Regions from separate parts of the Mus musculus genome. Here all the other regions are linked to region 2. The links are chromatin loops, found by intact Hi-C in ENCODE. Cell type or tissue: left cerebral cortex. All regions are shown on one strand.

Evidence for each region. Peaks named below come from ENCODE experiments on the same cell type or tissue, not always from the same donor. Only the 100,000 strongest peaks of a DNase experiment are listed, where the experiment ranks them.
Region 1: a loop joins it to region 2, with 2.6 times the contacts of the local background. A loop is called at or near these places in 3 of 42 quality-filtered maps.
Region 3: a loop joins it to region 2, with 2.7 times the contacts of the local background. A loop is called at or near these places in 5 of 42 quality-filtered maps.
Region 4: it touches region 2 in a loop (6-fold over the local background); 5 of 42 quality-filtered maps call a loop at or near these places.

Annotation. Positions count from the first base shown.
Region 1 is chr9:115,034,153-115,042,152 of GRCm38, reverse strand. The region is part of intron 1 of Osbpl10 (oxysterol binding protein-like 10); the gene reads right to left. Among named protein-coding and RNA genes, the nearest start is that of Rps27rt, 55 kb to the right of the region's middle. In left cerebral cortex, no CTCF peak of the experiment used is centred here; a DNase peak (open chromatin) is centred at 3,777; H3K27ac peaks cover 177 bases.
Region 2 is chr9:114,974,176-114,982,175 of GRCm38, reverse strand. Osbpl10 (oxysterol binding protein-like 10) reads right to left here and starts at 3,691. Exons shown (of 12, transcript NM_148958.3): 1 at 3,212-3,691. The coding sequence starts at 3,498. In left cerebral cortex, a CTCF peak has its summit at 3,162; DNase peaks (open chromatin) are centred at 3,182, 3,678, 4,112, 4,530 and 2 more places; H3K4me3 peaks cover 3,300 bases; H3K27ac peaks cover 2,118 bases.
Region 3 is chr9:115,048,857-115,056,856 of GRCm38, reverse strand. The region is part of intron 1 of Osbpl10 (oxysterol binding protein-like 10); the gene reads right to left. Among named protein-coding and RNA genes, the nearest start is that of Rps27rt, 70 kb to the right of the region's middle. In left cerebral cortex, a CTCF peak has its summit at 4,710 (motif pointing left); DNase peaks (open chromatin) are centred at 1,676, 1,905, 4,661 and 6,324; H3K27ac peaks cover 830 bases.
Region 4 is chr9:115,060,934-115,068,933 of GRCm38, reverse strand. Osbpl10 (oxysterol binding protein-like 10) reads right to left here. Exons shown (of 12, transcript NM_148958.3): 2 at 6,926-7,101; 3 at 1,609-1,688. Among named protein-coding and RNA genes, the nearest start is that of Rps27rt, 82 kb to the right of the region's middle. In left cerebral cortex, CTCF peaks have their summits at 1,436 and 3,900 (motif pointing left); DNase peaks (open chromatin) are centred at 1,662 and 4,577; H3K27ac peaks cover 1,598 bases.

The sequences.
Region 1 (8,000 bases), 60 kb before region 2:
CCCCTAAAACCCTCTCTTCCAAAATCAAAAAATTCAAGTCCTTCGGACAGGTTTTCTTTACTGAAGCCCGTAAGTATGCCACACATCTCCAATCTCCGCTGGGAAGCTCACGGGCGGCTAGCCCCGAGGACACAGTGCTGCAGCAGAAACAGTGAGGGAGACTTACTTTCTGGCAACAGGTAAAAAAAGACAAGAACTGCCTCCCAGAAGTTGTCCCTCCCCTGACCTCCACATACAATCTGTGGTATACAGATACCTGCACACACACACACACACACACACACACACACACACACACACACACTTATCTCTGTGTTGCATACACACAATAGCATGCATGACACACTACACAGTCTGGCTGGAATCCCCTAAATGCCACTGGGCCCTGACATGGATTAGGCAGGCATTTTCAGTTCATGCCAAGTAGCCGGGGAAGCCACCTCAACAGTGTCCGCATCCACACAGGCCTCTGGGAACTGAGGCAGCCAGCGGAATGACCACCCGAGAACAAGTTTTGTGAGCCTAAATTTAAAAAAAGGAAAAGCAAACAGTCAACCTCTCTGTACATACACTAGTGTCACACTAGCGTGTACAGACGCTAGCTGGGAACTACACCCACAGAGAGGATCCACAAGACAGAAACAAGGTAGACCCAACACAATGTACAGACATGAGACACTGCAGTATTCGACTCCCACCTGACAACTCACATTCATAGCAACAGCCAATGGGCAAAACACAATCCCAAGCCACATGTCTAAGGAACCCAAACCTAGCTCTTATCCTTGGAACACAAAGCCCCAAGCAGGGCTTGTGAACACTGTTTCTTTTTGCTTCTTCTTGTTTGTTCTTTTGTTGTTATGTGGGTTGTTTTGCTTGTCCGGGGCTTTAGTTTTAAATTACATTATATCCCACTGGCCTCCAACTCTTTAGGTAGCCAAGGTTAGCCTTGAACTCCTGGTCCCTCGCCTCCACTTCCCAAGGACTGAAAGCCAAGCTCAGGTGTCTCCCCTAGAATGTTCTTGAAGCACATTTGCAAGTGTCTATGAGTCAAAGAGTGCCATCCTGGGGCCACCAAGGTGGCTCAGGGAGTAAAGATGGCTTCCACACCAAGAATGGAACCTGACTTCCATCCTGGGGCCCACACCTGCTGAAAAAAGAAAAAGCTTGGTCTTCCAGAAGTTGTCCTCTGACCTACACACATGCACACACACACACACACACACACACACACCAAATAAAAACTCAATAAAGACCTTTATAGCAAGTGTCGTCACCTGTGAAGTCTAAGAAACCAGAATGACATCGCCATCGCCAAGCCTCAGTTCCTCTGCCGCGTGACTTGTTCATTGCACAGCTACCGAAAGGCACAGCAGCGGGCAGGGTTTCCCAACCTTACTGATCACAACTGTGGAGGCCTGCGCCTTTTAACACAACTGTAGCCATTTTGTATTCGGACTCCATGTTACTCGAAAGGTGAAATTAAGTTTGTTGTTATTACTTTAACCGACACTGAAGCATGCTAATAAGCCAAAGAGTTATGGTTGAATCCCTTGCACCCTGTATCTCAAGGCCCTGAAGTTCCCCTGTCCACCACCATCCACCACCCTTCTTACCTCGCTCAGGACCAATCAGCTAGGAGGTTAGCTGATAACACTTTGCTTAGTTGGCCGAAAGTGCTGTACCACTTCACTGCTTGCCTTTGAACGTTTGAGCCTGGTTTTTCTATGAAAAGCCTGCCCTGAGGACAGACTGGTGCCAAAATTAGGTTTTTCCTTCTTGTGGATCTAGAAGTTCAGTGTTATGGTGTGTGTTCAATAACTAGTCTTGCTTAATTGAAACTGGGGTACACATGGTTTGTGTGGTGACTCCCAGACCCCAGCAATAATCCCATTCTGGGCACTGAATCTCGGGGGACTATTATTCCATGGAACTCACTTTGAGGGATGTCACAGAAAAAGAAAAAAATCTAATCTCACTGACCTAAGTCTCATTTTCTTAAAGTTTCATTTCTGGGTCTGGGGTAGTGTGTGCCTGCAGAAGCTGGAAGAGGGCCTCAGACCCTCTAAAGCTAGAGTTGTGAGCTGTCACACATGGGTGGCAGAAACTTGTGCCTGCAAGAAAAGCTGCTGAGCCATCTCTCCAGCCCCACAGCTTTAGAACACAAGCTCTCTGTTCACTTGCAATGGGGAGAGGAAACCATGACTGACTTGCCCTTATTCGCCATCTCCTGGAGTTGCTCCTCCACTGGCCCCCAGCTCCCATTGTTGTGTTTTATAAAAAATAAAGAGTAAGGAATATGTTTGGTGGAGGTGAAGTATGGTGGGGAGAAGGGTGTGCCTTCGAGGGCGTATGCGGAGGCATCCCTTCCCCTTGAGAGACCAGCCACGGGACAGTATAATAAAGAATAGAGGTTATTCAGGGCATGGGGAGGGGGGTTGAGAGAGAGAGGGAGAGAGAGAGAGAGAGAGAGAGAGAGAGAGAGAGAGGAAGAAGAAGAGAAGGAGGGAGGGAGTAGAGAAGAGAAGTAGAAGCTGGCCATGAGAGAGATGGGGAAGAGGAGCGGGGGAGAGAGAGAGAGAGCAGGAGCAAGAAGACAGAACAGGGCAAGAAGGCAAGAGAGCGAGGAGGGGGTGAGCGGCCCCTTTTATAGTGAGTCAGGCACACCCGGCTGTTGCCAGGTAACTGTGGGGCGGAGCTTAGACAAAATGGCAACACTCATCATCCAACCTTCTGGCAAGTAGCCAAGAAACACCACCCCACCCCCACCCATGAACGTCTCCACAAGGCCAACAAGTAATTCACTGTCCCCATCCCCTCATTCTTGACATTTATTCAATTCTGTCCCCTGAGCCAAAGCATATCGACACCTGACATTCATTCTACCCAGAAAGCCTGCCTTCTAGAACATTTCCAAGTGAATCAGCTGGCTGGGATGTCACTGATGGATGTAACCAGCATGCCCGAGGCCCCAGGTTTGCTCACCAGCACCACCTAACCCAGGTGTGGTGGTGTGCCCCTAGCTTTGGAGAGGCAGGCAGAGACAGGAGTTCAGGTCAAGGTCAATTTAACCATTACAGAAGCAAGTTTGAGGCAGCCTGGGCTACATGAGACTCTGCCTCAAAGAGGAAAAATACAGGTAGCATTTATATATATATGTTCTTCACACTGACACATGTCCTCCATTCAAAAATAACAAAAGGGGCCATCGCTCAGGGACAGGCGTTTGCTAATCATGCGTAAGGCCCTGGGCTCCATTCCCAACACTGCCGCATAGCATGCCAGTGCACATGCACATGCCTGTAAAACACTAACATAAAAATGTTCCCTTCGGCCTGCTCTTCCTGAATCTGTGTTTGGGGCTATCGTGTCCACCCCATCGCCCCTAAAGCCAGAGGGGTCAGATGTGATGACGAGGGATTGGATGCCTCTGTCCTCAGGCGCAGACCAGAAATGAGCATCCTACACCTTTAGCCAGACATCCAACCTCCCCAGGTTAAGTTACAGTCTCTGTCCACTCTAAAGATTGTGTCCTGCCATCCACAGCTCAGAGAATGCTAATCAGTGCAATAAGAATGCAAATTCGCAGCCCCCCTCCATACTCTTAGCCGGTTGACAGGGACACTTTCACCGTCCCCTGCAGCCCGACATAAAAGCCCCAGTAATCAGCACTTAATTACTTCCCAGGCACCTGCCAGTCCCCCTCGCTCTTTCCAATTAACAAAACTGAAATCAGCAGGCCTTGGTTTCCGCCAAAAGGGCCGATTGTGTTCATTCCGTGCTCCCCTCTCGCCCCGCCTTTTCCTTCCCTTGCTGAATTATTCTGTCCAATAACGTTCTGTGTAAGAACAAGCGTCCGCTCCCCAAGAAAGTCACAATCCGGGGTCAACAAGAGGGCTCAGTGACTAAGGGGGCTTGCTGCCAAGCCTGATGACTTGTTTGATCCCCAGAACCCACACGGTGGAAGGAGAAAACCAACTCTTGCCAAGTTGTTCTCTGAGTGTCACGTACTTGTTTGCTCTTATACACGCACATGCACACACGCATATCGAGACAAATACTTCAAAAAAACAACTACCTATGGGAGGCGGGGGGGGGGGGCGGGGGGCGGGGAAGCTCAATAGTAAAGTTTTGCCTGACACGATCGAGGCTCCAGGCTCAAACCCCATCACCAGGGAGAGGAAAATTGCGTTTGGCTTTGATATTTTAACTTCCAAAGTACCTGTTCTCAGCTGGAAATGTAGCTCGGTTGGTAGAGTGCTTTCCAGCACACACAAAGCCCTAGGTTCAATCCCCGGCACCACATGATTCCAGGAGTCATGGCGTACACTTGCAATCCCAAGCACCGAGGAATCGGAGGCAGGAGGATCAGAAGCTCCAGGTCTTCCTCAGCTACATGTGCTGATTTCTACTCTAGTACTCTCTTGGGAGTATTGATAACATCACTATGGGAGAGATGGCCATGGGACATTGGGAACAGCAGGGGACAAAGTCACCAATGGAGGGTCAGACATGCCAGGGACACCCACCTGACACACAGACACACACACCCCGACCGAAGTCTTTAAGGCAGGCAGGGCAGCCACACTCTCCTAGCTTCTCTACCGCTGTGATGGACAGTTCCCAAAGCAACATGGGAAGACAACAGCTTGTTTCCTTACAGATCACAGGCCAACCTTAGAAGAAGCCAAGGCAGAAACCAAGAGGCAGGAACTGAAGAGGAGACAGCAGCACAGTGCCTTTGCTAGCTTGCTTTCTTACACAACCCAGGACCACCTGTCCAGGGCTGGCACCTCCCACATCAATCAGTAATCAAGAAAATGCCCTACAGACTTGCACACTGGCCAATCTGATGGAGGCATTTTTCTCAACTGAGGGTCCCTTTTCCCAGGTGGCACTGGTCCTAAAGAGATTGGAGTCACTCATCTGGGAAGCCAATGGGAAGCCTATATCCTGAATGCTTATGCTAGCCCTAAGAAGAGGTGGGAAAGTTCTCCAGTGTGCTCTCTCTCTCTCTCCCTCCCTCTCCCTCTCCCTCTCCCCCTCCCCCTCCTCCCCTCTCTCTCTCTCTCCCTCTCTCCCTCCCCATCCCCATATGCACACGTATACATGTGGGGACATATGCCTATGGATACATTTGCAGAGGTCAGAGGACGTGTGGTGTCCACTCTACCACACTGTTTTATTCCTTTGAGTTAGGTCTCCAGCAAACCCGGAGCTAGGCTGAAATCCAGCAAGGCCCAGTCCTCCTCCTGTCTCTACTCGCCACAGGCACACACAACTTTTAACGTAGAATTCAAACTCAGGTCCTCTGCTTGTGTAGTGAAGCACCCCACCCCACCCCCACCCTGCCCACTGAGCCTTCTCTCCAGCCTGCTTCTGAGCCTTTTGAGATGTCCGAGACTCAGTGGTACTGAGAGATAAGTCTGACGCACTGGATGTCAAGGGCTGTGGAGACACGAAACGCAACTTCAGAGCCTTATGGCGCTTCAGCAAAACAGATCCTTTGAATATATGACTAGAGGTTAAAATATTAAAGAAGCCTGATTAAATTTATAAATAGTGCTAACAGCCTTCCTTAGAACTTTAATTTGTTAAATTTAGAAGCTAAATGATGTCACTCAGTGACTAGGGGAACCATCTTGAGATGAAAATTATTAGTATGTAAATGAAATAATTTCCACAAATTGAACTCAAGGCTTCAGAAATAACTAAGCCGTCAAACGTAGGACTTGGATAAACTTAGTAATAATTGAAAGGGTACAATCAACTGCGTCCTTTTCTAGGCAGAAAAGCTATATTTAATTATTAAAAACACACTGACAATCCCCATAACCTTTATGCTATTGTATTAAATCTACTTTTGGCATTGGAAAAAAACAGTAAGAACAGCCCGGTGAGGTGGCATGTTCCTACAGTTGCAGCACTCAGGCTGAGCCAGGAGGATCAAGTTCAAGGCCAGCCTGGGCTATGAGGAAAGTCGTCTGTCTCAAAAGGAAAACCTCCGGGGAGATGATATAAGCATTTACAAGCCTATACACTCAGGGCGGAGAAAGTCTCATCGCTAGCAAAATGGCCGCTGTACAAGGGTGAGGAGGCACCCGAGTTTGACCCCAGCATCCATGAGAAGTCAGATGTGGAAGGACATGCTTGTCATCCCATCCCTGGGGAGGCAGAGATGAGTAGAGAATTCTACAGCTTGATAGTCAACTGCTCCACTAGTACTTGACAAGTCCCCAGGGCCAGCAAGACAGCTCAGCAGGCAGAGGGAGCTTTTGGCCAAGCCTGGTTGTTTGGTTTGATCCTCAGGACTCAACTCATATGCTGCAAGGAGAGAACAGGTTCCCACAAGTTGTCCTATGATGGCTACACACTGGTGGGATTCTCTCAAGGGTGGGTATAGAGAGTGAGAGAGCGAGAGACGATGACACCATTGCATACACTAGCAAGATTTTATTGAAAGGACCCAGATGTAGCTGTCTCTTGTGAGACTATGCCGGGGCCTAGCAAACACAGAAGTGGATGCTCACAGTCAGCTAATGGATGGATCACAGGGCTCCCAATGGAGGAGCTAGAGAAAGTAGCCAAGGAGCTAAAGGGATTTGCAACCCTATAGGTGGAACAACATTATGAACTAACCAGTACCCCGGAGCTCTTGACTCTAGCTGCATATGTATCAAAAGATGGCCTAGTCGGCCATCACTGGAAAGAGAGGCCCATTGGACTTGCAAACTTTATATGCCCCAGTACAGGGGAACGCCAGGGCCAAAAAGGGGGAGTGGGTGGGTAGGGGAGTGGGGGTGGGTGAGTATGGGGGACTTTTGGTATAGCATTGGAAATGTAAATGAGCTAAATACCTAATTAAAAAAAATGGAAAAAAAAAAGTCTGTAAGAAGAAAGTTTAAAAAATAAAATAAAATAAAATAAAATAAAATAAAATAAAAAGGATGTGGGCGGAACACCCAGGCATGTAAAATGAAAATGAACAAGAATTTTCAAAAACATAAATGAGACAGGAAGGAAGCCATCACTGGAATTGCTGACCGGATATAATCCAACTGCCACGCCCCCCTCCATTGCATTCAGCAGGTGACCAAGCCCCTAAGGACAAAGAGGTCAAGTCAGTATAGGGCTACCCCAGGCAAGACTAGGGCTGGAAGGGTGGAGAGCTCCGAATGCCACATGAATAATGAGCATACTGGAGGCTGCCAGCCCATTCACATCACTCAGCAACCTGTGAGGGACATTTGTACACGTCCAGACTTCCAGCTGAAAGCATCCAGTATCAAACTCACCACGACTAGCGATGGTCTCCTTTGGACAAGAAAAACAAAGGCACAGTCCGCCCACACCCACCTTTAGCTTCCAGTCTACAGGATAAAATCAGATGTCACAGCCTGCGGTCCACCCCAGTCACACCCATGCCCACCCTCCTCTAAGTTCTATAGACAATCCTGTTTCCAAATCTGAGATTTTGTTCATACCACACATGGTATCCAAAAGGGCATGCCCAGAACTGACAAAACCTCCCTCATGACCTGAGTCTTGCTATCCTTTGGGTCATCCAACACTCCCTGCTTGCTGCTGATACAACACCCTTCTTCCTCTCCCCCCTCCTCCTCCCTCCTGTCTTCCTCCTTCCTTCTCTCCCTCCCCACCTCATTGCCCAAGCTAGCCTCAAACTCACCGTGCAGCTGAACTTCTGATCCCGCCCCCCTCTGACTCCCGAGTGCTGGGATTACACGTGGGCATGACACACCTGGCTCATGTGGTGCTGGGGATCGAACCCAGGGCTCCTCTGTGCTTTCTAGATAAGCACTCTGCCAGCTGAGCTACATCTGCACCCCTTCCAGTCAATTTCCAACACAGAATCCGATGGACCACCCTGTCCCCTGTCCAATCACATCACTGAGCAATCAAACACATACTGAGGGAGTTCCCAGAGGAGGAGGAAGGGCCTCATGGGCTCCCTCCAAAATGGTTTGCTGAGTAAAGACCTT
Region 2 (8,000 bases):
CTATAATGGGATCTGATGCCCTCTTCTGGTGTGTCTGAAGACAGCGACAGTGTACTCATCATATGTATCAAATAAATAAATAAATAAAATCCTTTTCAAAGCACTCATACACATAAAAAAGTAATTAATTTTTTAAAAAGAATTTATCCCTTAAAGTCATCCTGTAAATATGATTTTTTTTTTTAAAGACAAAGCCTTACTCTGTAGCCCAGGCAAGCCTTAAACTGCCTGTCATCTTCCTGCCTCAGCCTCCCAAGTGTTGGGACTACAGGCTTGAGTCCCATGTTCAGTTTCTGAATGTCTTCTTGAACAATGTGTGACTATGAATTAGAGAAGACTATTAGAGATGTTTTCAGCCTGCTTCGATTACGCTCACTGAATCTGAGGCCAACCTGGGCTACATGAGACCCTATCCCAAAAACAATAATAACCAAAAGGAGGCAGTCTCTCAGAGGCCCCCCATGCTCCTCTCTGATCTTCCACCTGCCTCTTTCTCTTCACACTCAGGCTTAAAACCTGTGTTTAACGGTCTTTGGAACTGGCATAACGGCTCAGAGGGTAAAGGGGCCTGCTGCTAAGCCTGATGACTTTCATTCTGGGACCCACATGGTGGAAGGACATAATCCACTCCTCACAAGTTGTCCTCAACCTCCACATGTGACTATTCTACACACATGAGCACACCACACACACACATGAGCACACACCACACACACACAAATAGCTAAATAAAGCAAATACTTTTGAAGTGTCTTCTTTTACCTTATTTTTGGTTTTTTTTTATCTTTTTTTTAATTATGTTATGGACATTGGTGTTATGCGCATCTGTATGAGGGTATTGGATTCTGGGGAACTAGAGCTACAGACAGTTGTGAGCTGCCGTGTGGAATTGAGCTCAGGTCCTCTGGAAGAACAGCCACTGAACCATTGAGCCATCTCTCCAGCCCCTTAATATGTAATTTGATATACCTCAATACTGTTCCAAAAAAGGAGAGGCGGAATCTACTACAGGTGGGCTCCTACCCCCTTGGCCCTGCCCTTGGGTCTGTTTCCTAGCCGATTCATGAGAAGATTCCCCGTGATTGTCTCCCAAGTGGCGCCAGCCATTTCCACAGGGCCTGGCACATAGAAGATACTCAATTAATGTCTGTGGTGAAGGGAAATAACTGACCAAAGTCTCCATCGCTGCACAGTGCCTATTTTGGTCCTCTTCTCCCTTCCTCCTCCTCTCCTTTACAAGACCCCCTGAGAAAGGATCAATGTGTTCTCACGGGGTCAGCATAAACCATCCGCAGACCACTAATGGACCTTGGGCCATGGTTCAGGGAGATCCCAACATGGGACAGAAGCCGGGCCACAGCCATCCCCCGTTACAGAAAATCCTTTGGGAGGAGTGAGAACATTTATTGGCAGCTGTGAGGCAAAGGCTGAGACCCCCCTTGACCATGCTCAGTAGGGTGCATGCACATCAGGGCACTTTACCTAGGTTAAGTCTGTGACCCTTAGTATTTTGTTGTTGCTGTTGTTTCTCAAACTCTGACTCCAACTGAAACACCACAGCAGGTTTTAAAGCTGGTAAAAAGGACATAACTCCAAATCCCTCCTAAATCCACTACAAAGGGAAAAATCCTTTAATACATGTTGCAGGTAAAATACTATGGCCAGGCAAAGAAGACACCAGTTATCTAGGGCAGCCGCTCTGCTGGCCCCAGAAGCTAGAGAAGAGGCAGTGTCAAGCATGAGCACGCTTTCAAAGTGTCTCTGACAAGGTACCTCGAACTGCCATTCAGAGCCACAACTTTCAAGAAATGAAATCACCCTTAGTCATCTCCTATCTCTCCCCTCCTACAAACTCTACCTCTGTTTTCAGCTTTTAAAAAACCAGGGGTGGGGGGAGGTAAGAGCAGACACCGAAGAAGCTATTTTGAGGAAGACTCCGAAGTTAAAAGCAACTTCACTAACATAGTAACAGATCTCCAAGGAAACCCTGGGTGAGGCTCAGAGTTCTGTATCTAGAACTGCTTGGTTCCCATTACGTCCAAAGTCCTCTTCCTACAGGCACCATCGCACGTCTGTGACAGCCCATGGTTCATCTGGAAACCATCAGAGCATTTCCAAACAGCCTGCGGGAAGAGCTAAGAGGGATCTGGTCCAACCAGCAAAGATAAGCCAGACTCTAGGGTGGGATTCAAATCTCACAAGGACAAACCATTAAGGGTCCCAAATGGTGATCCAGGGATACTGAAGTTCGAGAAGACAATGCTCTCCCCAATGGTGTCTTTGCATGGATGTTTCAACTTTGGTTTGTTTCTCCAAAGACTGGCGACTGGCACACTGGCATACACATACAGACACACACACAACACACATGGGGGGATGAGGGGGGAGAAAGGGAGACAGACAGACAGAGGCCGTTGTGCCTGATCCTTAAGTCCTTCCATACAACAGAAGTCCACACCTCATCACCCCATGTATGCTGAGAACTCCACTCTCTGACATCCCGATCCTTCCAGAAGTCTGTCCATCACTAGACTTGCCAACTTCTTTTTTGGGGCAAGTTCTCCCGATGTGGCTCCGACTAGCCTGGAATTCACTATGTAGCCCAGGCTAGCCCCAAACTCAAGTCCACTGGCCTCATGTCTCTTAAGTGCCTAGCATTACAAGCATCTGCCACCACGCCCAATTCAAGGCTTGGCAACTTTGAGAGGGAAGCAAAGAAACTTCACATGCACCTGAACGGGGAATAATAACAAACTGCGCTGTTAAGCCACCCACTAGGGAAGGGATATGCACACCCTGGGAGCGGGACACTCCAAAGATGACAAGTGACAGGTTCCTTGTTGTATTTCAAACATCGTACTTTAACAGGAACTACGGAGTGGGGAGAACTGTGCTGGACAACGAGTGCCGAATGCTTTCTGCGCCCGGCACCGAGCATTCCCTCTCTGCGGGTCCCTCTCAACCCTTCTTCTTGGGTGTGAGAGACCCTCAGCAGGTAGGACACCGGAACTACCTAGGGCGCACCCGACGCCACTCCAGATTCTGCCAGCTTTCAGCACCCAAGGAAAACCAGGGTTCCTGCCTCCCTCCCGCTGCTGCGGCGCCCGCCAGGGTGCAGGAAGGACGAGGTGTCCAGGCAGTCCCCAGCCGCGGGTGGCGCCACGTTCCACACCCGGGGAGCGCGCGGGGGCGCGAGCGGCGGACTCCTTACCTGCTTTGCCAGCCCTGGAGGAGGTTGGTGTATTTGCTGAGCACGCCCTCGAGCGCCGGCTCCCTCCTTCGGCCGCCTCCTCCGGACGGGCTAGCCGCCACCGAGCCGGGACTGCTGCGGCTGCCCCCGCCGCCCAGTCCCGCGGCCCCAGAGCGGCTGGCCACCCCTCGGCCAGCCAGGGAGCAGGAGGGCGAGGAGCCCGCCGAAGTGGCGCGGCTGCTGCTCCGGCTGCTGCTATTGCTGCCCCCGCCACCGCCGCCGTCTGTGCTCTGGGCCGCCCTCTCCATGATCGCTGCGCGCCCGGGGAGCCGGTGGCCGCCGCGGTGGCAGCCCCGCCGCCGCCTCCTCCTCCTCCTCCGCCGCCGCCGCCGCCGCCGCCGCTGCCGCTACAGCTCCGGGCTCCCGGGCCGCGCGTGGCTGCTCTGATTCCCCGGGAAATGCCTGACTCATACAGGAGGAAGAAGAGGAGGAGGGAAAGAGGGCTGGGAAGGAAGCCAGCCGGGCTAGCTGCAGCTGCGGCCGCCCCTCCTCCCGCCTCGACCAGGGCCCGGCCCCGCCCTCCAGCCACTTCTCGGGCAAGTTCGGGGCTCCAGGTCCCTCCTCCTCCTCCAGCTCCTCGAACCTTGCAGTCGCTCGGAGCCCGGGCTAAGGATGCTCCTGGGGCGGGCCTGGCAGACAGAGTGGGCACGCCCTACATCGGCCCCCTTCACCCTAGCCTTTTGTTGCCCCCTCACTTGGATCCTGACCGGGGAAATCTCCGCACGCCCTTCTCCCCACCCCCAACCCACCTCGAGACCTGGAGGGAGGGACGGTCCTACCCACCCGGTACACCCGGATATGGACCCGCCCGGTCCCTGACACCAGCACGCTCCCTCTCGGTGTGTCGGCGCACAGGAGCCTGGGCCAAGCACGTACACGGTCACCTGAAAATTAGCCTCACTGAGGGAGCCTAGAAACAGGGCAGCAAGGCCCTCGGGGCTCTCCCATGGGTTTGAAAGCGGAAAGGAAGGGGCAGCAGGTGACTCTCCCAGGTGAGCAGGCTGTCAGCTGGGGCCGGTTCCACAAGTCAGAGATCGGATGGATGCACAGCGAATACCAGGCTAGGACTAGGTGCCTTCCAGTGAGCGTTCTCCTGACCTCACACGCTCACTTCACCCTGATCCCAGGGGTGATGGGCACAGACAAACAAGAGTGAGGAGTCACTGCGCTGGATACTGCACACCCGAGAGCCAGAGGGGCCCAAACCAGAGGGCAAATGAGAAGACTCACATACACACACTTCACTGTCCGCCAAGAAACTTCTTTTGCCCACCCACACGCTGGGTTCTTCTCAATCTGTCTTGCTCTTTAGCAAAGGCAGAGAGATATCGGGCTCTCTCCAGCCCACTAGTTATCGTTGTGGATATAAATATTCAATGCAATCTGGTTGTTTCTAAAATTAGAACTCTGAGAAGCTGGGACCTCTCCTTACACACACACATACACACACGATAGATGGATAGATGATAGATAGATAGATAGATAGATAGATAGATAGATAGATAGATAGATTTTTTTTTAATTGCTAGGTAGAGTCCATTCTCACAAGCACAGCCCCCAAGTCCTTTCAGCTTCACACCTGTCTGAAAGTTTTCAGAGGGTTCAGCTCTGGAGACGCCCATGCAGATGCTTCAGAGGTGATGGTAAGAGATGGCCACCACGTAAATAGGAATTCCAGGTGTCCACATATTATGAAAAAGTAAAACAGCCTTGCAAGAAGAAATACGAGAACCACACTGAAGCTGGGTGGGGGGGTCTACTCCTATAATCACAGCAGAGGATGAGGAGGCAGAGGGAGGTGGATCTCTCTGAGTTTGAGGCCAACCTGGTCTACAGAGCAAGTTCTAGGACAGCCAGGGCTACACAGAGAAACTGGAGAGGGGGGAGGGGAGGGAAGGGGAGGGGAGGGGAGGGAGACCCACACTGAAGCCAAAGGACACAGAGGTGTCCCTTGGTTAGTTTGGTGTTTGTTCACTTGCTTGCTAAGTTATGAGTTCATGTACTCCAGGCTGACCTCAAGTAACTATGTAGCCAAGGCTAGCCTGGAATTCTGGATTCTACTTCCCAAGTGCTGGGATCACAGATGTGCCCCAACTGAGTGCATGCCCGCTGCCACGGAGGTCAAAAAAAGGATGTAGGAGCCTCTGGAACTGGCTCTGGAGATGGCTGCGAGCCACCATGTGGGCGCTGGGACCTGAAACTGAGCCCTCTGAAAGGCTGAGCCATCACTCCAACCCCTTAAAATACATAATAAGAAATATAATAATAGAAAAAGTAAGAGAAAAAATATTAATACGGGAGGGGGCACACAAGTGGTATGACATGGTTGCAGAGATTGAAGGACAACTTGCAGGAGGCAGCTCTCTCCTACTCCAGGGGCCAAGGTGATCCAACTCGGGTCCTCAGGCTTGGTAGCAAATACTTCGCCTGCTTACCCGGAACTGAACTCAGGCCAGCAGGCCTGGCAGCAGGTGCCTTACCTGCTGAGCCATCTCACAAGCCCATGAGCCTGTTCTTGTATGTGCCTCCCCCATTCCCTCTCTCTCCCTCTCTTCACCCTCTCTGTACCTATGTATTGTGTATGTATGTGTGTTGATACATGTGCATGTATGTGCATGTATGTGTGGGTGACAGACATGTCAGGTGTCATTCCCAGGAACAATTCACCTTGCTTTTGACACGCAGTCCCGAGCTTACCAGTTCAGCTCCTGTGAGCCCCCACGCCCGATGTTTTACATGGGTTCTAAGGACTGAGCAATTTTTCATTCTCGCACAGCAAGCATTTTCCTGACTGACCTATCTCCTCACCCCCGACCCTCAGTAATTTTGTTTGTTTTGTTTTTGAGTTTTTTGGTTTTTTTTTAACCAGGTTCTTACTACACAACCTTGGGTGGCCTAGAACTCTCTACGCAAACCCAACTGGCCTCAAACTCCTGGAGATCCACCTGCCTTTGGCTCCTGCATGCTGGGATTAGAGGTGTGTGCCACCACACCCAGCTCTGACCCTCAGTTCTTAGCCACTGTTAACATCCTTGGTGATGTTGCTCCACAAAAGGTCCGGTTTCATCTTCTATACTTAATGAAACTACAGACCGTGCTGCTGGGTGCCTGGAATCCCATTTCCTGTTGCGTGCAGTGAGAAATCTGTTCTCCCATCAGCAATTTAAGGGAAGCAGGGAGGTCCTTAAGCTTCTATCACCCAGCCACAGGCAGCACAAAACAGTGTTTATTGCTTGAGCCACCAAACTGGACTTACCAGGATGAAACAGGAACTCAGAAGAGCCTTGTGGAACCAGGGTCTCCTAACTCCAAGCTCAGGGTTCTTGCGGGGGGGGGGGGGGCGGGGGGAGGCACAGCAATAACAACAACAAAACCAGAAGTAACAGTCTGTCCTCCAGCGAGCATTTAGCTCCTTTAAGAGTACTCTGGGGCTGGTGAGATGGCTCAGTGGGTTAGAGCACCCGACTGCTCTTCCAAAGGTCCGGAGTTCAAATCCCAGCAACCACATGGTGGCTCACAACCATCCATTAAGGAGATCTGACTCCCTCTTCTGGAGTGTCTGAAGACAGCTACAGTGTACTTACACATAATAAATAAATGAATCTAAAAAAAAAAAAAAAAAAAGAGTACTCTGGGGCTGGTGAGATGGCTCAGTGGGTAAGAGCACCCGATTGTTCTTCCGAAGGTCCAAAGTTCAAATCCCAGCAACCACATGGTGGCTCACAACCATCCGTAATGAGATCTGACGCCCTCTTCTGGAGTGTCTGAAGACAGCTACAGTGTACTTACATATAATAAATAAATAAATCTTTAAAAAAAAAAAAAAAAAAAAAAGAGTACTCTGAGCCGGGGCTGGTGAGATGGCTCAGCGGGTAAGAGCACTGACTACTCTTCTGAAGGTCCCGAGTTCAAATCCCGGCAACCACATGGTGGCTTTCAACCACCCGTAATGAGATCGGAAGCCCTCTTCTGGCATGTCTGAAGACAGACAGTTACAGTGTACTTACGTATAATAATAAATAAATCAGGAGCTACACACCTGTAGTGCCAGTACCCAGAAGGTCAAAAAGGAAGAATTAGACATTATCAGAAATTAAAGTTATCCTCAGCTACTCAGCAAGTTCAAGGTCAGCCTGGAATTCACAATTCACAAGACCTTCTCTCTCTCTCTCTCTCTCTCTCTCTCTCTCTCTCTCTCTCTCTGTCTCTCTCTGTCTCTCTCTCTCTCTCTCTCTCTTCCTCCCTCCCTCCCTCCCTCCCTTTTTCTAGTGACTCTAGCTTCCATAAGCCACTTGGTCTCTTGTTATTAGACGCGTTCTCACGACCGGCCAGGAAAGACGCAACAAACCAGAATCTTCTGCGGCAAAGCTTTATTGCTTACATCTTCAGGAGCCAGAGTGCAAGAGAGCAAGCAAGCAAATGGCGAAACCCCATCCCTTTTTAAGGAGAATTATCCTCCACCTAGGACGTATTACTCCCTGATTGGCTGCAGCCCATCGGCCCAGTTGTCATCACGGGAAAGGCAGAACACATGGTGGGAAAACTGCCCCTGCATGTGTGCAGACTATGTTTACCACTTAGAACACAGCTGTCAGTGCCATCTTATAATGGCAAATGTGAGGGCGGCTCCTCACAGATCCCCCTTTTCTTTTAATAAGAGCAATAGGCCACCCATATTAATGAGAGTGGAGATAGAGGTCAAATCCCCAGTGTGCAGGTAAAGGAGCCGTACACATAACCTCCTCCCAGG
Region 3 (8,000 bases), 75 kb before region 2:
GTTGTCAGGATTGACTGTCATGGGAATTCATGTTCAGCCTCAAGGTGGTCGGCTGTACTAGGCTCTTTCGTTTAGATCGCACGCTCTGGGTGAATGTATTCATATCATGCTTGAAGACAAAAGAGCCCAAAAACATTCCACGAGGTTTAGAAGGAGATAGTTTTTGTCCCACAGCAAAACTGCAGCTGCGAGGATTCCCTGATTTATCTTTTCTTTTCTTTTTCTCCCTCGAAAACAGGTGCTCATGTAGCCCAGGATAGCCTGCAAATCCGTGTAAAGCTAAGCATGAGAAATTTCTGATTCTTCAACTCCTGAATACTGAACACATGTGTGCTATCATACCTGGTTTATAAAGCTCTGGGAGTCGTACTTAAGGCTCTACCAACTTAGTGACAGTCTGGGCTCTTGATGTCTGTCTTTATTTAAGAATTAGCAACAGTAGCAATAGCAGCGTGTGTGTACACTCATGCACACATGCACACAGGTGCCACAGCCACAAAACAACTTTCAAGAACTGTTCTCTCCATCATATGGACCCTGGGAATTGAACTTGGGTCTTGAGGGTTGTGTGGCAGGCAGGTCCTATTCCAACCAGCCGAGCCGTCTCAGCCGCACTCAATTTCTCGGGATAATTTCCTGAGCACCTACTATGGAGCAGTTTTCCTGCTGTAGTGCCAGGAGGTGAGAGCTGATGATAGTCACACGAAAAGAAAACTCAGAGTCCAGCCGTGACGCTGCCTCATGACAGAAGCGAGTGGGTTAGTACGGTGGAACTTGTGAGGTTCCCAGGACTGAGGAACTGAGATCTGCGGATGAGGAGCCAGAATGGAAAAGGAAGAACAGGGTTGAAACAGCCTTGAGCATGGTGAAGGGGTGCCTGGAGTGGAAGCCATCTTCACTCCCCACCAAGAGGCCTCAATGAACAGTGGTGAGCATGTAGCTCCCTGTTCTGATACATTGTGACAGTGTGGAAAGAGGTTGGGAGAGGCCTTGCCATGCAGAGGGGAAAGCAGTTAGCTACTAGAGAGCTTCCATCTTCTTCAGCATGGACTAGGGAGGCTAACCAGCATTGTCCCCCAGTGTCCACTGTATACCCAGCTGAGACTGTCCTAAGCACAGAGTCTGGCTGTCCCTGTGCCTGCCCCATTATGTTAACAGTTCAACCAGGCCAGGTCAACAGAAACAGCACTGTGCTATCTGGGGAGACAGGCAGGCTGATGTTCCTGGGAACATCGCCAGCTCAAGTGGCAAAGCTTCCCAACAGGTGCATGGCACCCGTGTGATGAGCTGGTCACATTGTAGCGGTAACAAGGCAGAGAAAGGAAACCATTGGTCAGCTCGCCTCTCCTGTTGATTCACTCTAGGACCCCAGCCCACGATGGTCCTATCTACACTGAGGGTGGGTCTCCCCTCCTCAGATAAGCCTCTCTGGAAACACCCTTAGACATATGGAGGTAGGTGACCCATCCCAGTGAAGTTGGTAATTGTGCTGGGTGGTTTTAATTATAAATCCAGCTAGCCTGTAGGCATGTCAGGAGGAGACTGTCTTGATTTCATCCACTGAGGTAAGGAGACTCAGCCTATAAGCGGGCGCCACCATGCCCTTCGGTCCTGGACTATGTTAAGGAAGCTGGCTGAGTGTCAAGCAGGCAGGCAGTCAATGCTCTTGACTGCAGCTGTGATCTGTGTGGATGTTTTAAGCTCCTGCTGTCTCCACTTCTCTGTCACAATGTATCAGAACAGGGAGCTAAAGGAAACTCTGGCTTCCCTAGGTTGCATTTTGTCAAGGTGTATTATCACAGTGACAGAAACAAAACTGGGATGACCACGAGCATGAAACGCTGCACAAGCAAATGAGAAGGGACACGTGGTAGATGCTAGCAATATGTAAATGAGGCTGCAAGGAGACGGGTCTCACATTCACACTGGAATGACTACAATAAACAGACTTACAATAGCAAGTCGTGAGAATGTGGGGCCTAGAGGAATGGCATCAGTTGATGGGGAAGCATAAACTTCCCCCTGAAGCCCAGCTAGGCGCTCCTACAGCAGGGACAACCATCATCTGGGAACTGAGTGGCCTGAGTGACAAACCACAGAAAGGAATGTGCAGCCACTCGTCCCATGAGACGCTCCCATGGGTAAAGGTGCTTGATGGTCTGAGTTCAGTTCCCCAGGGCCTGCGTGGTGGAAGGGAAGAGTCAATCCCAGGGGTTGTCCTCTGTCCCAGTAGGCATGCCCAGCCCAAGGAAATAAATGGAGGGAAGAAAACTCAAGGCTAAAGACAGAGCTCTGTCAGTGGGGTGCTTACCTTACAAACCTGAGGAGGACCCCAGCTTGATCTCCTAAACCAACTTAAAAAAACAAAAACAAAAACAAAAAATGTGCTTGCCTTGTGGCACACAAGTGTGATCCCAGCACATTGCGGAGGACGGGGAGGAGGGTTCCTGGGAATCACTGGCCAACCAGCCTACTCCGGGAGTTCTAGGCCAGCGAAAGATGTGGTCTCAATAATAGGAGGAAATAGAGAAAAACGGAAAGGGGAAGGAGGGAGAGAGATAGAGAGGGAGGGGAGGAAGGAGTGGAAGAGAGAGCGATGAAAGGAAGGAGGGAGGGAGGGAGAGAGGGAAGGAGTGCAGAGAGGAAGAAAGGAATGAGGAGGAGTGGGCCTAGACCTCAGACTAAATGAACTCTAATATTAAAGAGAGATGGGTCAGGAGAAATAAAGCAGGGAGTTGGAAGGAAAATGTGACCCCACCTTTAGTGCGAGCAGCAAGAACGCTGGTACATTTAGAAATCACCACGCGGTAGGTAACCTGGACTCTGAAACCGGGTGTGGCGGAAACTAGGTGTGGCAAAAGCAGGCCCTGCTACTCACTAGTGTCCATCTCTCACAAACAAAGAGAACACGGAGGTGCTGCCAGGGCGTTCTACCAAGCACAGTGGGGCCATGTAGCCTGAACGAACCTTTGGCATCCGCTCAGAACCACACTGAACACAACGCTGGGCGGAGCCACTGGGCGGAGCCACTGGGCGGCATGGGTACCTTTACAATTTTCAGACTTATTTATTCTATACCTTGTGTGTGAGTGTTCCACCTGCATATATGTCTGTGCACGATGTGCCTAACTGGTGCCCGTGGCGATCAGAGGGGGTGTCAGATCCCTAGAACTGGCATGGCAGATGGTTTTGAGCTACCATGTGGGTGCTGGAAATTTAACCTGGGTCCTCTGCAAGAGTAGCAAGGACCCTTAACTGACAATGCAATTCTCCAACTTATAGATATCTTTAAAACAAGGAATTACAATGCTCATTGCTTTCCCCCAACAAAAGTGGATACCACCGTTACATTCAATATTGAATCCAGTGACTGTTCCTGCCCCCAAGGACCTGACGGGGTCATGTTTGAAAGATGACTGGGTGGTAGGCAATGAACTAAGGCACCAGCTGTCCAGAAGCCACGGTTACCCATGGGGAATGTGCTGCAGAACCCAGGCTGAGGAGACACCTATGGTTGCTCCAAAGGAACATCAACTAAGCCCCTGCTTCAGCAAAATGCTCGACAATTAGTCTCTGAGAATAATGCAACATGGCTGCCAAATCCACGTGCCCAGCGCTGGAAACGGTGCTTAGCACCCACGGCTTTCTATATATAAAAGCCATAACAATACTACACTAATCTTAAGAAACTCAGGGTAATTACCAGAAGACAGTGATACCAACCAGTCACAACCAGTCACAAAGCTTCCAAAGTCTACTTCCCGGAAGCTCAAGTAACTACCGTCGCCACATTGAAAATTCTTCATAGAAGAGAAGACAATTACTACATCAGTTTTACACATCTCAGAAAAACAGGGACTTCCTAAGGGCTGTGGAGGTCAGACATCGACATCGGGTGTCTTCCTCAGTAGTTCCCATCTTAAAGTCTGAGACAAGGTCACTCACTGGGTCTGGGGCTCCCTGGTTGGCTAGACTGGCTGGCAAGCAAGCCCCTTGCCAACACTGAGATGCCTGGATTTTTACATGAGTGGCAGAGATGGAGCTAGGTCCTTGTATTGTGGGCACTTTGTGTAGGATCTTCTTTGTTTGTTTACTGGGTATATTATTGTGGATTTGGTCTAACGCTTGTATTATGTTAACTAGGTTCCCAAAACTGCATGAGAATCTGTGTGTAACACACTGAAGGTTCCTGCCCCTGTTGGCTTTGATTGGTAAATAAAGTTGCCGGTGGCCAATGGCTGGGCAGGGAGACAGAGGCAGGAAGGACTTTAAGATTCGTGGGTAAGGGGACCAAGAGAGGAAGGTGGATTTAGAACTGCCTTGCAAGAAAGGAGAAAGACCAGACCTGAGAAGTGTAGGACAGAGAGATTGCCAACATGTAAGAGTCAGGGATCATGGCCCAGGAAGGCTGCAGGCCTGGGGCTGGGGTGGCCAGGATGGAATATAGGTCTTAGTCAGTAATAATTCAGGAGTGTTGGAGGGGAGAGTGTGCCAGCTGCATGAAGATTTGGAGTGGCCCAGTCATTGAGCTGTTTAAGGCATACTAAAATAGAAGGCTGTGTGTGTGTGTGTGTGTGTGTGTGTGTGTGTGTGTGTGTGAGATCTTTCACTCAGGAGCCCAGAAAACTGGGGCAGGTGGCAGGGAGGACTTCCCTGCCACCTCCACCCCCTGGTGGATGAGAGCATCATTAATCACCTACTGCTACAGTGTATCCGGAGCCTGCGCTTTCAGCCAGTGACAGACTACAGAAAACTGCAGTGAGCACAGAGAAAACTCAAGACTGGGAATCCTTCCCTCCACACCTTCCCAAGGAGAAGGTGGCACCACTGTTTCTGATTTGGAAACAGGCGTGCCAAGGCACAGAGGGGCTGACTAACCCCCAAGAGTTTTAGACCTAAGCAACAGCAGATGCAACCTGTGGCAGCAGGTATAGTTCGGTACCCAAGTGCTTGCCTAGCAGCGAGGATGCCATGGGTTCAATCCCACCAGCAACAAAAATGTAAGAACACAGCAGATGTAGCCATTTGCCCACAGTACACTTCTGACCGTACACTACATGGTTTTTCTCAGAGATAGAGGCCTGTGAAAACTCCCACTTCAGGACATAGGGCCTCAACTTCACTTTCTTTCTCTCTCTCTCTCTCTCTCTCTCTCGTTTTTCTTTTTTTTTTTTTTTTAGATTTAATTATTTATTATATGTGTGTACACTGTAGCTGTCTTCAGACACTCCAGAAGAGGGCATCAGATTTTTGTTACGGATGGTTGTAAGCCACCATGTGGTTGCTGGGATTTGAACTCGGGACCTTTGGAAGAGCAGTCGGTGCTCTTAACCGCTGAGCCATCTCACCAGCCCTCTTTCTTTTCTTCTTTCTTTCTCTCTTTCTTTCTCTCTTTCTTTCTCTCTTTCTTTCTCTCTTTCTTTCTCTCTTTCTTTCTCTCTTCCTTTCTCTCTTCCTTGCCATCTCCCCAGGACCGTCCCACCCTTCCCCAATTTTTTAGATTTTATTATTTTGTGCATGCATGTGCATCAGTGTGTGGATGTGCTCATATGACTGCAGGAACCTGGAGGAAAGGCATCAGGTGCCCTGGAGCTGAACTCACAGGTGGTTCCGGTCTGTCTGAAATGGGTGCTGGGAGCTGAACTGGTGTCCTTTGCAAGAACAGTAGGAACACGTAACCAATGAAGCCATTTCTCCAGACCCACCCACCCCCACCCCCCAAAGAACTATTTTAAATGCAGGGAGGCGGAAAGGAGGAAACACTGTAAATTTTCCAAATGCAGACAGGAATTCAGAGGCAGAGAACTCCAGGGTACCCAGGAATAGTCTCAATGCCAGAGTCAGCATAGGAGAAGGAAAGGAAAGGGGACCAAAGGGAGATCCACAAACTGAGGGAAGAATGCTTCGGGGGTGGCAAGGGGTCACAGGAAATACAGTGAGGGTCAGTCTTAGCTGTCAACTTCCCTGGACTCGGACTCTGAGTCACCTAGAAGACACACTAATGTGTGTGTCTATGAAGGGATGTCCAGGGAGGTTTAACAAAGATGGAAAGTGTCTCCCTCACATGAGCGGAACGAGCTGTCCATTGCTCCTGCTATCTTTGCCATCATGACAGACTGCACTCTCAAACTGTGAACCAAAAGAAACCCTAAAGTTGCTTCTGTAGGGTCTGTTACCCTGGGGAGAAAGTTAGCCAATAGCGCCCTGCTTTCCTCTCTCGGCCTCTCCCACTATCTCTTCTCCAGGGAGGGCGGCTCACACCTACATTAGTTTGATTGCTCAATTTCCTTTTGCCAAGCATGACCCACACCTCCCAGACTGGCAGGGAACCAAAAACACTCAGCAAGAGCCTAATAGCCACCCAGTCAGCAATCTCAGGGCCGGGCAGGACAGGCCGGGCCAAGCAGGCAATTAGTCCCAGGCACTAATGCACCAAGAAGCCAGCATGATCTATGGGCAATCAGACTGGACTACCTCAGAAGGATCTAGAAAAGTACGAAGTCTCCAACTGAAATGCCCTGGCTGGCTAGCTGACTGCTGGCTCCACCTGGCATTTAATTAGGTGAATCTGAAAGAGCAAATGAGGAACCACCACATACTAGATTGAAATCTGTGTCCCTTTAGCACAGAGCTGTGCACAGAACTGTCTGTGGGGACCACGTGGAGTCATATCACAGTCGCTCGGGTTTTCCCGGGGCAACTGTGGGCACACAAGGCACTCTCCAGGGAACATATAATCCCAAAGAGAGGCCAGTCTGGGCCAGAGTTGGACACCAGCTTAACTCAAAGGCCACCGTATAGGAGTTATTCCCAGCTCAGTCAGAACTTGTCACAGTCTGTGACAAGAAACGGCTGTGTTTAGCCGCTGAACTCAGAAGAAAGGTGTAACCTGCCCTGTTTTCTGGGGGGGGGGGGGGGGAGACATACCAGGAGCAGCATCTGTGTGCTCATGAGCAGAATCCTCACTTTTGGGGTTTCCGGCAACAAACATTTCTTAAAACAGAGGCAGGCGTTATAAAGATTAAAAGACGCTAGAAGGGTTGGAGAGATGGCTCAGCGGTTAAGAGTAATGACTGTTCTTCCGAAGGTCTTGAGTTCAAATCTCAGCAACCACATGGTGGCTCGCAACCATGGTAATGAGATCTGACGCCCTCTTCTGGTGTGTCTGAAGACAGCTACAGTGTACTTAGATACAATAGTAAATAAATCTTTAGGCCAGAGCAAGCGGGGCCAGAGCGAGCAGAAGTTCTGAGTTCAATTCCCAGCAACCATATGATGGCTCACAACCATCTGCACAGCTACAGTGTACTCATATACAATAAATAAATAATTAAATAAATAAATCTTTAAAAAGAAAGAATAAAAGATGCTAGAAATGGTTTGTCAAAAAGAAAGCAGAGATGGACAACCCCTCAGAAAGGCTGAATTAAAGGGGAAACTTAGCATAGGTAGCCATGACCTAGGTGGGAGAGCAGAAATGCAGGTCCCAGAGCTTCCTTAGGAGAGAGCCGGATCATGATTAGCCTGGCGGGCAACCCATCAGACCCCCACAATTCCAAAGGAAAGGAGTTCCTGGTTCTTGGAGGACTCCACACCTATGTCCCATCAGGCAGCCCCACCTATGTGCCAGTCACAAGGCAGGAAGGCACTAGAGAGAAGTAGTAAAAACAATTCAAAGTACTGGGTCTAGGTACTGGGGGGCGGGACTCTGGGTCTAGGCACTGGGGGGCGGGGCTCTGGGTCTAGGCACTGGGGGGCGGGGCTCTGGGTCTAGGCACTGGGGGTCGGGGCTCTGGGTCTACACAATGGGGGCGGGGCTCTGGGTCTAAGCAATGGGGGTGGGGCTCTGGGCTCACAACTGCAAGGGTGAGGGAGACCTAAAGCCCACAGCAGGAAAGGCCACTGCAGACTTGCTGACCCACTCTATCCAGTAGCTGCGGGGAGGTGTGGGCTGGTTTCTGGGAGAGAGTGGCCTCTAACGTAACAGCAGGCACACACAC
Region 4 (8,000 bases), 87 kb before region 2:
TTGAGGAAGTGGCCAGAAACTCCCTCTCTAGTTCCTAGAAAAGAGTCAGGGGGTGGGGAGTGACTTTTGAAGAAGGTACTTGCCTGCAGCTCCTCCCTCATCAGCTAAGACCAGGCCAGCGGGGGATGGGGGGTGCAAAGCAAGTAAGGGCGATTGTTCAAAGCAAGCAAGGGTTTTCCTTCCAAAAGTAATATAAACTCAGTGGAAGGCATCAATTTCACTTGTGCTTAGAGGTAGAGTAGGGTATAACGCTAACTCTGGCAGCTCTAACCTACAAGCTACGGCTCAGGAGCCTGAGGCCAAAGATCTGCCAAGAGCCCAAGGCTCACCTGGGCTACACAGGGCGACTCCTAGTCCCCATCTCAGAAGTGGAAGAGGATGGGGGTACAGAGAGACCTAAACTACTAAGGCACATATTAGCACCATGAGCGAGAGGCAAGCAGGTTATAGCAGACGGAAGGGCTGGAAGCTTGAAGCCTGGGACGAGAGGTGCAGCTCAGGGGTAAAGCACTTGCCTAGCAAGTACAAGGCCTTGGGTTTGATTCCTGGCACAACAGCAGCAGAATACAAGTTTGAGGTGCAGCTAGCCCCTTCTATCAGATATACAGAACGGACAAACGCAGCCATCGGATGCTGTAACTAAGTCCGAAGCAATGAGAAAGCCCTGCTCAGGTGTTCAGTTTAAGGAACGTGCAGCACTCCGCATGAAGGCATCTGGCAGGGGAACCTGCGTTTTATCTAGACTCCAAAGTAAGTCATGAAAACACTCACCCAATCCCTGCCCCCCCCCCCATCACATCAAACACTCTCCCGGGATGCTGAGACCAAAATAAGTCATCCACACCAAACTCCCTGGGAACATTTTCCATGCTCAGGATGCAGGAGCTCCCTGCAAGGACACAATCAGTGTCAGGCCGTGGCCCCTACACAGTCCAGTCTTCCTGAACTGTACCTCAGGGTGCTCTGTCTCCACAGCGAGGTCTCTCACTCGAGCTTCTCTTTGGGCCTATTTGCAGCAGTCTACACTGACAGGAGTTCCTACCTAAAGCCTACAGACTGGCTCTCTGGACATCTGTGCCCCTCTGCCTCTTACCACAGGACAAGCTGTTTCTCTGACGTGGCTTTGAACTGCATGCAGCAAGAAAAAGACACAGTCTGCTACTGCCTTCAAAGTAAGTTAGGGGATGGGGAGATGGCTCTGTGGACAAGGGGCTTGCTGCACAGGCGTGAGGATCTGAGTTCGGATCCCCAGTGTCCATGTAAAATTCCAGCACTGTGACACTTGCCTGTAACCCCAGCAACTAGGAGGATGGAGACAGGAATATCCCTGGGGCTCATTGGCCAGCTGATGAGATCAGGTTCAGTGAAGGACCCTGTCTCAAAAAACAAGACACTCAACACTGACCTCTGGCTTCGGAGTGCACATATGCATGCCTGCACAAACACACAATTATGATACAAATCTTGTCACCCCCACATCCCTGAGATAAATGGGTGACTGGGCTCCAAACAGTCACTAGGTGACTCAGGAGGCTCCCTCCTCCTCCTCCTCCTCCTCCTCCTCCTCCTCCTCCTCCTCCTCCTTCTCCTCCTCCTCCGCTTACCTACCTTGGAACTCATCTCCATGTGGTATTTGGCGCACGCTCGAAGCTGAGTCACCCACAACTGCTTCTCCTTCGAGTCAGCGGCTAAAATAGAGAAGAGGGAGAGAGGAAAGCTTGTGGATTGTTCGCAAGCACAGCAACTGATTTGGTCGTCCACCTATGGGGGATGGAGACCCAGAGAGGGAAAGGGAAGACAGAGAGGGGGAGAAGAAACACAAACACAGACATTCTCTAACAGCCCAACGGAACAAACAAACAAACAAACAAAAAAAAAAACCCACAAAGGACACTCAGACATCACACCCTAAAAATGTCTTCCAAAATACCAGTTACAGTAACTAATGATTAGGCCTTTTTTTTTAAAAAAAAAACCTCCTCTGGAAAAGTTACTTTGTCACTTAATAGGGCAGCAGGGACAGCACTGGCACTGTTTTTAAACGCTTCTGAACCTCCTGTGGCTAATGAAAGGTTCCAGGTACAGTCTTCCAGTGTCCTTTGTTAAGCAGAAGCACTCTCAGAGATTTGCGTAAGGTCTATGGAGGAAGACACCAAATCCTGCCGCGGAGCCCCCCAGACTTCTCCCAGAGACACGAAGGCTGGATGTGACATTAATGACGGTAGTAAGAAGTCTTGCTGGGCATGGTGGCACACACCTGAGATCCTAGCACTCAGGAGGCTGATCTGGAGTCCGAGGCCAACAAGGCTTAAGGAGTGGAGTTCCATGCCAATGTGGCTGGAGCCCAGCGTGAGACCTTACCTTTTTAAAAAAGGCTGAGAAAGGGTATTTCGAGGGAGGATGGAACAGTGGGTAAGGCACTTGATATACAAGCGGGAGGGCCTGGGTTCAGATCCTGCACACGCAGGTAAAACGCCAGGCACTGTGTCACATCCCTAGAGCTCTAGCTGGGACGCTGAGACAGGAGGATGCCTGGGGCTTGCTGGACAACCAGCCTGGTTGAGTTGGCAAACTCTGGGTTCAAAGAGAGACTCTACCGCAAAAAGTAGGGTGGCAAATGATTGAGGAAGAGAGCAAAGTTGACCTTTGGCCTACACACACACACACACACACACACACACAGAACTTTAAAGGGAGAAAGAGATTAAGGCACAAGACAATCATATGGTCACATTCTCCCATGTATACCCCATGTCTCAAATAATACATGTAGTTATTCTTAAAATATCACGAACATATATATTCCATACACACCTAAGTCATCAACAGCAGCTAACGACATAATACTGACAGAAAACTAATGGTGCCGGGCGTGGTGGCGCACATCTTTAATCCCAGCACTCGGGAGGCAGAGGCAGGCGGATTTCTGAGTTCGAGGCCAGCCTGGTCTATAAAGTGAGCTCCAGGACAGCCAGAGCTATAAAGAGAAACCCTGTCTCAAAAAACCAAAAAACAACAAAACAAAAAAAAAAAAAAAAACCAACAAAAAAAACCCTAATGGTACAAAAGGGAATTCTGCACAAATATTTCTTCCCAAATTAGACCTGTTTACAAACGTGAATACAGTGTCCTTTGCCAAAACTCAGCTTCAGCCTGAGCTTTCAAGTAAAGCGGTGCAGAGTTTGGGCTGGAAAGAGTGCTCAGTGCTTCACAGCATTGGCTGCTCCTGCTGAGGGCCCAGCGTAGGTTCCCAGCGCCCACATGGTGGCTCACAGCTGTCTGTGCCAAGGGATCCAGCATGTTCTTCTGACCTTCTGACACATCATGTACAGACACACAGGCAAGCAAATGCCAGACAGAGCCAGAGCCAGCGCCAGCGCCAGGGAAATGAGAGACTAGGCTATCTGGCGTCAGGACACAGAAAGGCCATAACATGCAGGAAACGATCCTGACATTTTCAAAGCTGATAAAGCTCAGCCAAACTTATGAATTCCCCCTGCAAAATCTAACAATAACTTCAGACTCGCTATTAAATTTCTCTAAACAAACAAACAAACAAGCCAGGCAGTGGTGGCGCATGCCTTTAATCCCAGCACTCAGGAGGCAGAGGCAGGCAGATTTCTGAGTTCGAGGCCAGCCTGGTCTACAAAGTGAGTTCCAGGACAGCCAGGACTACACAGAGAAACCCTGTCTTGAAAAAACAAAGATAGATAGATAGATAGATAGATAGAATAAATAAAATAAAAAATAAAAATAAAAACCACTGGAAAGGTCTGGAGAGCTGACTGAGCAGCTAAGAGCACATACCACTCTTACACAGGACCCTCCTTTGGTTCCTAGCACCTACATCAGGCAGCAGCTCTTAATTGCTTATAACTCCAGCTCTAGGGGATCTTATGCCCTCTTCTGGCCTCTACAGGTACTGCACTCACATGTTCAAACCCACCTATAGATATGCACATTTTAAAAACTGGAGCTCAGCCAGGTATGGTGGCACACACCTTTAATCCCAGCACTTGGGAGGCAGAGGCAGATGGATTTCTGAGTTCGAGGCCAGCCTGGTCTACAGAGTGAGTTCCAGGACAGCCAGGACTATACAAAGAGAAACCCTGTCTCGAAAAAAAAACAAAACAAAAAACAAAAAAAAACTGGAGCTCAATAATCCACAGAATATTAATAACTCCCCAACCAATCGGGATGGTTCAACTGTAGAATGAGTTGGCATTCTCTTCTGTGTGGTTTTGTGTCTCTATCAACCACACATGTGGAGGGAGGAACTATTAAGTTTTCCCTTCTACAGTTTCTGCACCAACAATTTATTAAGCAATAAATGGCCAAGCGTCACCGAAGACCACATAAATCCAGCCAGCGGGAAGAGATGCTGCAGGAATCCTGAAAGAGGAAGACCCAAAACAAAGCCTTCAACTGCAGCTGGGGTTGTTTTATAGCTTCTGAGACAGGGTTCACGTCTAGATAATACAGAGAGATTAACTTGCCTCATCTCTGGGACAAGTAAGGCTTGGCAGGAAAACAAGTGAAAATGGAACTGAGAGTCAGGAATCCAGGCCCTCAGCATGGCTTCACAGCCGCCACCAGGCACGATCCAGGGTGGGAGGAGAGCCTGTCTTTGGTACTTTAATCTCACTTTAAAGAAACTAAAAAGGTTATATAAGAAGGCAAAATTGTCAGCTACTAACACAGCCAGGCTTTGCTTGGGCCTTAAATAATCAACATTAGTCAAGGTGAGGGAGGGGACATGTGGGAAGATGAATATGTCCCTTAATTCTTGTCAAGCCAACTGGGTTTAGGATCACCATGGAAACATAACTTCTGAGCATGTACGTGAGGGTATTTGCAGGGAGGTCTAACAGAGAGGGGAAGACCCAACCTAAGGTGAGTTCACCGTCCCCTAGGCTCAGACTCCTACAAAATAAAAACAAGAGCACTGAGAACAAGCATACACCTCTCTGCTTCCTGACTGTAGACACCATGTGACCAACAGCTGCCTGCTCTGGCCACCATGTCGTCCCCACCAAGTTGGACTGTATCCTTTATACTGTGAGACAAAAAAAAAAAAAGGCACCTTCTCTCCTTAAGCAATTTTCTCAAGTATTTTGTCACAGCTAAAAGTAACTACTGCAGCATTGTATGCATGTGTGGGTGTGTACACACGAGTGCACACATACACATGCATGCACACACATACACACTAATGTACATGTGCACACACACACACACACACACACACACTTTCTGCTTATTTTATCAGAACCATAGCAGAATGCTGGTAAAATGATAATTACATCATCCTGTAGTGATCAGGGCCAGCATTTCTGAATAATGGAGCTGCCTTGAAAATGTACATAGGCTTCAATGTACAATGGCTTTTATGTACAATGGCTTCGCTCCACAGTTGTCCCTCACAGTGCAGTCTTGGTGGGGGGGCACCACAATGTCAGGGAAACTGACAGAGCAGGCTGCTGGCGGGAGCCACAACAATGCTGGACTGATAGAACATGGGGAACCTTTGCAAAGAGAAGGTTCTAGAGAAACTTTGGGAAAAAGGCTTGCTCTGCTTACAGAGCACAACTCGCAGAGAGGCAACGGAGTCAAGATTAAGAAACAAGGATTAGGGAAGACACACACACAAACACACAGATGCAGGGGGAGATGCACAGAGAGAGGCATTCATGCAGAGAGATGCACATACACAAACATGTACTCACAAAGAAAGAGAGAGGCACATGCGCACACACACACACACACACACACACACACACACACACGCACGCACTCAAAACATACAGAGAAGGCTGGAGAGTGAGAGGGCTGGAGAGATGGCTCAGCGATTAGGAGCACTGACTGCTCTTCCAGAGGTCCTGAGTTCAATTCCCAGCAACCACAAGGTGGTTCACAACCATCTGTAATAGGATCTGATGCCCTCTTCTGGTGTGTCTGAAGACAGGGACAGTGTACTCATATACAGTAAATAAATAAATAAATCTTTAAAAAATGCAGAGAGACACACACGCATACATACAGAAAGATGCACAAAGAGAGACATGTGTGCACAAAGAGATATACACACATGCACAGAGGCATGCACACACACACACACACACACACACACACAGGGGCTGGGGAGAGAGGCTTGAATGAATACTGGAAATCTTCAGTGCTGAGCCTACTTTAACAGCTCCCTCTTCCCTGACAAGCAATTCCCAATGTTTGTTCTACTTCCCCACCCTGGGGAGGGTAGTTACGTCACCAGAGTCCCACCAGTTATTAAAGCTATTTTTTTTATTTGTTTTTTTATACAGGATCTCACTATGGAGTCCTGGATAGCCTGAAACTCTATGTAGACCAAACTAACCTTCAACTCAAAAGAGACTTCCTGCCTCTGTGTCCCTAGTGCTGGGATCAAAAAGGGGTGGCTTGTTTTGTTCTTCAGATTCCCAAGTGGTTATTTAATCACATTTGTGTGTGTGTGTGTGTGTGTACATGTGTGTATGTGTGTGTGTACATGTGTGTATGTATGTATGTGTGTGTACATGTGTGTACGTGTGTGTACATGTGTGTGTACATGTGTGTGTACATGTGTGTGTACATGTGTGTACATGTGTGTGTATACATGTGTGTGTGTACATGTGTGTGTGTACATGTGTGTGTGTGTGTGTACATGTGTTCACCAATGCCACAGCATACCTATGGAGGTCAAAGGACAATTTACAGGGGTTCGATTCTCTCCTTCTGTCACAAGAGACCAAGGAATGAAACTCAGGCTGTTAGCCTGGCAGCAGGAGCCTGTATCCAGTGAGCCATCTCTCCAGCATTAAAGGTATCTCCCCACAGAAGAGCTGCCGATCAGCACAACACTGTGCAGCTGTTGAGGGGCCCTCACGCCATCTCCAGAACGGGAACGTACCTCTCAGCTTGTACATCTCTCCGTTGGCAGAGTACACCACCAGCATGTGGGGAGCTTCGTCGCTCAGGGACACGATGGCTCCAGACAAAGACAGGACTCCCCGGGGCTTCTGGTGCTTGCTCTGCTCATTCACAAAATACTGCAGGAGGCCAGCCTCAAAATCCAGCACAAAGTACCTGAACAGAAAGACAGCACATGACTTCTCTCTCCAGCCAGTCCCCTGCACCCATTCTACAAAGCCAGAGACCGGGGCCCTTCCCGGGACTCAGTGGGACCATGAGAACAATAGGGTATCAACTGTGATAGCAGAGAGGATCCTGGGATGCATGAGGTTTTGGGGAGAGCAGGAGTTTTTAGCAGGCCAGAAGCTGGGAACATGACCAGGCAGCAGACGACACCTGGCACCTAAGTGCCATCCTCACCCAGCAGCACCTTGACCTATGAGTGTCGTTCTATGATTTCATGTAACTATTTCCACAGAGGCCTCCGCCACTCAGGGCAACCTGAGCCTGTGTTCTAAGGCCATGGACTCACACTTGGCGAGGAATAAGCCCTCTCTTAGTCCCTTTGGAGTGAAGGCTATGTCTTTGTCTCTATACATACACAGACACACACAAACACAGAGACACAGAAACACACATACACACACATACACAGAGACACACATACATATACACACATAGAGAAACACAGAGACACAGAAACACACAGACATGTGCACACACATACACAGAGACACACATACATACACACACACAGACACATACATACACAAACAGAAACACACAGAGACACAGACACACACATACAGACACAGACACATATGCACACATACACAATACACAAACAGAAACACAAACAGAGACACAGACACAGACACACACAAAGACACACACACACTCACGGCATTGCTACCAGGACCTAACACTCACCTTACCATTAAGCTATAGCTCCCACTCTGAAAGCTATGTCATGCTACGTGTCCCACTATGGACTCCAGCAGTTTTAACACTGGTTATCACAATGCAAGTCTTTCAGTGACATGTCTTTTCAAAGGGTCTCAGAAATTACTAAG